Linked DNA regions of Homo sapiens: region 2 is linked to region 1. The links are chromatin loops, found by intact Hi-C in ENCODE. Cell type or tissue: PC-9. All regions are shown on one strand. Links, peaks and the distances in the headings refer to the core of each region. The heading gives the core; the rest is flanking DNA.

Evidence for each region. A loop is a pair of places that touch in the nucleus more often than their neighbours do. Peaks named below come from ENCODE experiments on the same cell type or tissue, not always from the same donor. Only the 100,000 strongest peaks of a DNase experiment are listed, where the experiment ranks them.
Region 2: it touches region 1 in a loop (5-fold over the local background); 6 of 110 quality-filtered maps call a loop at or near these places.

What each region holds. Positions count from the first base shown.
Region 1 is chr10:24,431,316-24,434,228 of GRCh38, reverse strand. It overlaps KIAA1217, which reads right to left. Exons shown (of 21, transcript NM_019590.5): 4 at 1,036-1,234. LOC124902395 (a long non-coding RNA gene) reads left to right here. Exons shown (of 2, transcript XR_007062090.1): 2 at 2,601-2,838. Among named protein-coding and RNA genes, the nearest start is that of MIR603, 160 kb to the right of the region's middle. RefSeq lists enhancers at 108-784, 1,130-1,766, 622-1,821. In PC-9, for the core only: no CTCF peak of the experiment used is centred there; a DNase peak (open chromatin) is centred at 1,338; H3K27ac peaks cover 1,394 bases.
Region 2 is chr10:24,482,612-24,485,524 of GRCh38, reverse strand. All of the region lies in intron 6 of KIAA1217, which reads right to left. Among named protein-coding and RNA genes, the nearest start is that of MIR603, 210 kb to the right of the region's middle. In PC-9, for the core only: no CTCF peak of the experiment used is centred there; a DNase peak (open chromatin) is centred at 1,624; H3K27ac peaks cover 1,600 bases.

The sequences.
Region 1 (2,913 bases), core at 275-2,774:
CGTACCTACTAAAAATAGAAAAAAATTAGCTGGGCCTGGTGGTGGGCGCCTGTAATCCCAGCTACTTGGGAGGCTGAGGCAGGAGAATCGCTTGAACCCAGGAGGCGGAGGTTACAGTAAACGGAGATCGCACCATTGTACTCCAGCCTGGGCGAAAGAGCAAGACTGTCTCATAAAAAAAAAAAAAAAAAAAAAAAAAAAAAGAGAGAGAGAGAGAGAGGGAGAGAGAGATGCTTTTGTTTCTAACTGACTCTCAATCCCATCAATAGCAGGAGTCCATTTAGCTTAATTTTGGAGGATATTCAACTGGGGGCCCTGGGGAAAGGCCACCTGGAAAGTAAGATCTTTGGGTAAAGGACAACTCTTTAAGAAATGAATGGAAAGTGAAGATGCTTCTCAGTCTCTTTTCTTATGGAAAATAATACAGAGCCCACTGCTTTTATTCTAACTTGTTATGTGTAAATAACGACCCAGTGGGATCATTACCTAAAATGTCCACAGGGTCTTTCTATGGAGGAAAGAACACTTGAGGGGGAATTGGGAAAGTTCCAATATGAATGAAGTACTGCCTACAACTCTTAAGACCTCGATCAGGTCTCTCCGCTACCTTTTTGGGCCTTAGTTTCCCTAACCCTTAGATAAAATGGTGGACTGAATCATTTCTAATGTTCTTTTCAGATGTAGCATTCAAAAATCTGTGGCGGAGAAATTTGTCCTCGTTTTTATAAGCTATACCCTGTAAATGAATTGTAGAAAACCAGATAGTGAAATCATCTGACTGGGTGAAATAAGCCCAACCAATCAGGATAATGAATCTGCTTTCTTCACTAGGATATAAAGAAATTAGAATTTGGTATAAACTCTATGAAAGGGATATGATGGACCAAACAAAAAACAAAAAACAAAAAACAAAAAACAAAAAAACACTCTAAATGCAATATAGTGGGTAAAAAAAAACCCCTCAAAAACAAAAAAACAAAAAACAAAAAAAACTCTAAGGCAAAATGGCAGGCAAAAAATGATGTCACAACTTACCTTACATCATTTAATTCATAATAGACATTTCTGCTTTCATCTTTGATGTAAATGGCGACACTGGGCGATTCCAGCATTTTCATGGTGAGCTGCTGTGGAAAGGCACTTACGAAGAGAGCACGGATTGTGTCTGCACTTGTGATTTCATTCGGCATCCTGAGCTGCTTGGTTTCATCTCCATACTGGAGATAGAGAACCCCTGCACACAAAGGAAACAGTTATTAGTCACAGGTCAAGACTCAGGGGACACACAGCACAAGCTGAGCCACTTCTTTCCTGCTGCACTTAGGAACGTTCAGGACAAGCTTGGCAAGCATGTAACAAGAGATCTAGGTTTGGAATTTCCAAGGAATGCACTGTTTGGTTATTGTGTAAGTACTCACCTTCGTTCTTTGAAGTCCAAGCAGGTGTTAAAGAGCCTAATTTTCAAAAATTCAAGGGCTGGGTGCAATGGCTTATGCCTGTAATCCCAGTGCTTTGGGAGGCCATGGCAAGAGGATTGCTTGAGGCCAGGAGTTCGAGACCCACCTGGGCAATGTAGCAAGATCCCATCTCTTTGGAAAAAAAAAAATTAGCTGGGTGTGGTGGCACATGACTGTAGTCTCAGCTACTCAGGAGGCTGTGGTGGGAAGATCACTTGAGCCTCAGAGTTGCAGGCTGCAGTGAGCTATGATTGCGCCACTGCACTCCAGCCTAAGTAATAGAGTGAGACCCTGACTCAAAAACAAACATGCAAGAAGCAAACCTCTGGTAGCCTAAAGCAAAAGACAATACTTGGCCAGGCTCGGTAACTCACGCCTGTAATCCCAGCACTTTGGGAGGCTGAGGCAGGCGAATCACTTAAGGTCAAGAGTTTCAGACCAGTCTGGCCAACATGGTGAAACCCCATCTCTACTAAAAATACAAAAATTAGCTGGGTGTGGTGGCACATGCCTGTAATCCCAGCTACTCGGGAGGCTGAGGCAAGAGAGTTGCTTGAACCTGGGAGGTTGCAGTGAGCTGAGATCACGCCACTGCACTCCAGCCTGGGCGATAGAGTAAGACTCCATCTTAAAAAAAAAAAAAAAAAAAAAAAGGACGATACTTAATTCCTTGGAAAGGTATATTTAGAAATCTGACCTCATAGAGTGATTTTTTTTCATGTCTTTCATTAACTAGGAACACAATCATTATAGCCATGGGTAAGCTACATAGCTTAAATCTGTCTAGTCCATTCAGAAACATTTTCAGTGGAAATGCAACAAGATTTCTGTGGTTCTAATACATATTTATTGAATGTTCATATCGTGCTAGAATCTGGCACCTCAATGTTTCAGAAATAAAATGGAAAAAGCACAGGATCCCAGAGTTCCCAGGGGGTATGTGGGCCCCAGTGCACCCTGCCTCCTAGCACTCACCCATCTGTGGAGAGCAGCTCTGTTCCACGTTGATTCTGGGCTTGGCTGTGTGACTTGCTTTGGCCAATGGGATATTAGCAAGTGTGATGCAAAAGGAAAGCTTGATATGTGTTTGCACCCTGGAGTTTGTCCTCTTGGTGAGCTTGGTTTGGGGATGTTTCCTTTCAGAACTCAGCTTCTGAGGAGTCCAACCCAGCCACACGGGAGGTCACATGCTGAAGAACCACCCCATCTAAGCGCCCATTTTACAGCTGGAACCACTGAGGTTATGTGGATGAGCCGTCTTGGGAGTGGTCTCCCCAGCCCCAGGTGAGCTACCCCAGCTGATGCCAGCAGAAATGAGATGGCCCCTCCAAGCACTGTCCAAATTGCAGAATGATAAGCAAATAAATGACTGTCATGTGAAGTCACTATGCTTAGGGTGATTTGTTATTCAGAAACAGATAACTGAAACAGGATATCCACAATCCTGACACTGAAT
Region 2 (2,913 bases), core at 137-2,636, 51 kb before region 1:
TCATGGCCAGGAAAGGCCTCCCTGAGCTGGTGGCATTTGGCAAAGCCTTGAGTTTGGAGAGGAGCCAGTCAGTTAGACATTTGGTGGAAGAATGCACGAAGCAGCAGAAAGAGCAAAGGTGAATTCTCCAAGGTCAGAAAGTCCTGGACAAGGTCAATTACAGGAAGTGAGGGAACATGGAGTTGAGTTCTTGGCAGGCCACGGAAAAGGCTGAACGAACCCTTACTCTGTAGAGGAAACAGTCTCAGAAGGCCCCTACCCCTTGTTAAACAGGGGTACCCATTCTCTCACACCCACTACCCACAGAAATCCAGCCTCACTTAGAATCCTGGAATTACATAAGTTTCTGGTTGGAAGGGATTTACATAAATCCCATAGCTCTTCCCATTCTGGGTCTGTGATCTTGAATGAAGCTATTAAAAAAAAAAAAAAAAAGCGGGCAGGTCCAACCAGGAGGTCCAAGCTCAGTCCCACCCAGGCCTGGTGTTCCCCGCATGCACAATTGGCTTCCCAGGTTCTAGCAGTGCTCTGCCCAGCACAGCAAATGCACTTAGGGAAGGCTCCAGGCAGCCTTTAATCTATTTCACAATTCACTTTCTGTGTAGGCTGTTCTGGATGGGACCAGGAAACAGCCCCAAGTCAGGAATAAGGACACAACCCCCCTCAGATCCGAAGGGCTGGCACAACTCTATGGCTTCATGGTTTTATGTCAATGAAAAATTTATTCATAGAAAACTGTCCAGTACACAAAGTGATCTAATAGCTATTTTCATTTAAATTGCACAGAACTTGTCCCTCTGCCAGGCACAGTGGCTCACACTTGTAATCCCCAAATTTTGGGAGGCTGAGGTGGGGGAGGCTTGCTTAAGCCCAGGAGTTCGAGGCTGCAGTGAGCTATGATTGCACCACTGCGTTCCAGCCTGGGTGACAGAGCAAGACCACATCTCTAAAATAATAATACATTGAAAAATAAAAATAGGCCATACACGGTGGCTCACACCTGTAATCCCAGCACTTTGGGAGGCCGAGGTGGGCGGATCCCTTGAAGTCAGGAGTTCAAAACCAGCCTGGCCAACATGGTGAAACCTTGTCTCTACTAAAAATACAAAAAATTAGCTGGGCTACTGTGGTGGGCTTCTGTAATACCAGCTACTTGGGAGGCTGAGGCAGGAGAATTGTTTGAACCCGGGAGGCGGAGGTTGCAGTGAGCCGAGATCATGCCACTGCACTCCAGCCTGGGCAACAGAGCGAGACTGTTTCAAAAAAAAAAAAAAAAAAAAAAATATATATATATATATATGTATATCTATCTATCTATATATATGTATATCAATATATATGTATATCTATATATATATACACACACATATACATATATACATATATATACACATAAATATAATAAAAATAAAAATAAAAATTGCACAGAACTCTTGAGTAGATTATCATCCCCTTATTAGGACAAAAGACACTGAGGCTTAGCCAGGCAGGGCTTTTCTTAGGGAAACAGATCAATTAGCTTGCAGGCTTTCTCGGATCCAGGGCTCTCTGTGGCACTGAGCTGCCTCCCTTAGTGACTCACATCTAGGGTGAGGCACTTCACTTCCTGTTGGCTCTCTGCTGGGTGCCTAGAGCCGCCACTCCCCAGGGCAAGCCTACACCCTGCTTTATGAAATCACCTGTTTTGCATTTTCTTTCTCTTCCCTGAGGCTAATCTGGAACATTTGTGTTCTGGAATTGACATCTCATTTTTTGCACAGGTACAAACAGGTAGGAATAGCAGTTGCTTCATGTTATGGGCCAGCTGAACACGGCCAGCTAATTTACCTTCAAATGAGAGACGGTGTCAGGAGAGATGGTCTCTTGAGTGGACCTCATGGTGACTGTGGAAATGAACTCCCCACTCTCGCCTGCTTTAGAGCTGTAAATCTTAGGGCGGACTCAAAAGAAATAAAATAATGACTCTTAGGGAAAAGAAAAAAACATTTGCTATATTTGGTCTCTCTAGTGCATTTCCTTTTTGTTTTGTCTTAGTTACTTGTGCTTGCAAAGACAAAATGTGAGGGGGGCCACGGCGAGTCCTGAGCTGAGGCTCGACATGAAAGGTCTCACGTTTTAACGGGGTCACTCTGGCCTCCCCAATGAGAACAGGCGGAAGGTGGGCAGGGACTGAGTGGGGAGACCTTTTGGGAGACCACTGTAGCAAGTCAGGTGAGAGATGGAGGTGGAGTGGCCCAGTGGGTGGCTGTGAGGTCAAGAGCAATGGCTGGAGCCACCCTTAAGGCAGCAGGATAGCGAAATGTCATTTAACTAGAGTAGCTCCCATCCTTGGACCTTTAGGAAGTCTCCTTGCTGTTTCTCCTGCTGTAAAGTCAGCTATTAGGACCCAGTATTCTCCAAGGTCTCTTTAGCTTTGAGGATGGACAAGGAGACAGAGGAAGTATTTACTGGTGATACAAGTTGGCCCTGCATGAGTATATACAGACTTTTTTTTTTTTTTTTTTTGAGACAGGATCTTGCTCTGTTGCCCAGGCTGGAGTGCAGTAGTGCAATCATAGCTCACTGCAGCCTCCAACTCCTGGGCTCAAGTGATCCTTCCACCTTAGCCTCCTGAGCACCTAGGGCTACAAGCATGTGCCACCACACCTAATTTTTCAAAAAGTCTTTTGTAGAGATGGGATCTCACTCTGTTGCCCAGGCTGGTCTTGAACTCCAGGGCTCAAGTGGCCCTCCTGCCTCAGCCTCCTAACATGCTGGAATTACAGGCATGAGTTACTGCACCCAGTTCAATACAGACTTTTTAAGATCTGTGATTTTTGAAAGTTAGAATTCATGCTTAGACCCAGCTGTATTTTTTGAATCACTTCATTCATGAAAAATGAAGTCCAGAATTCAAATAAGGACAAGTGTAAT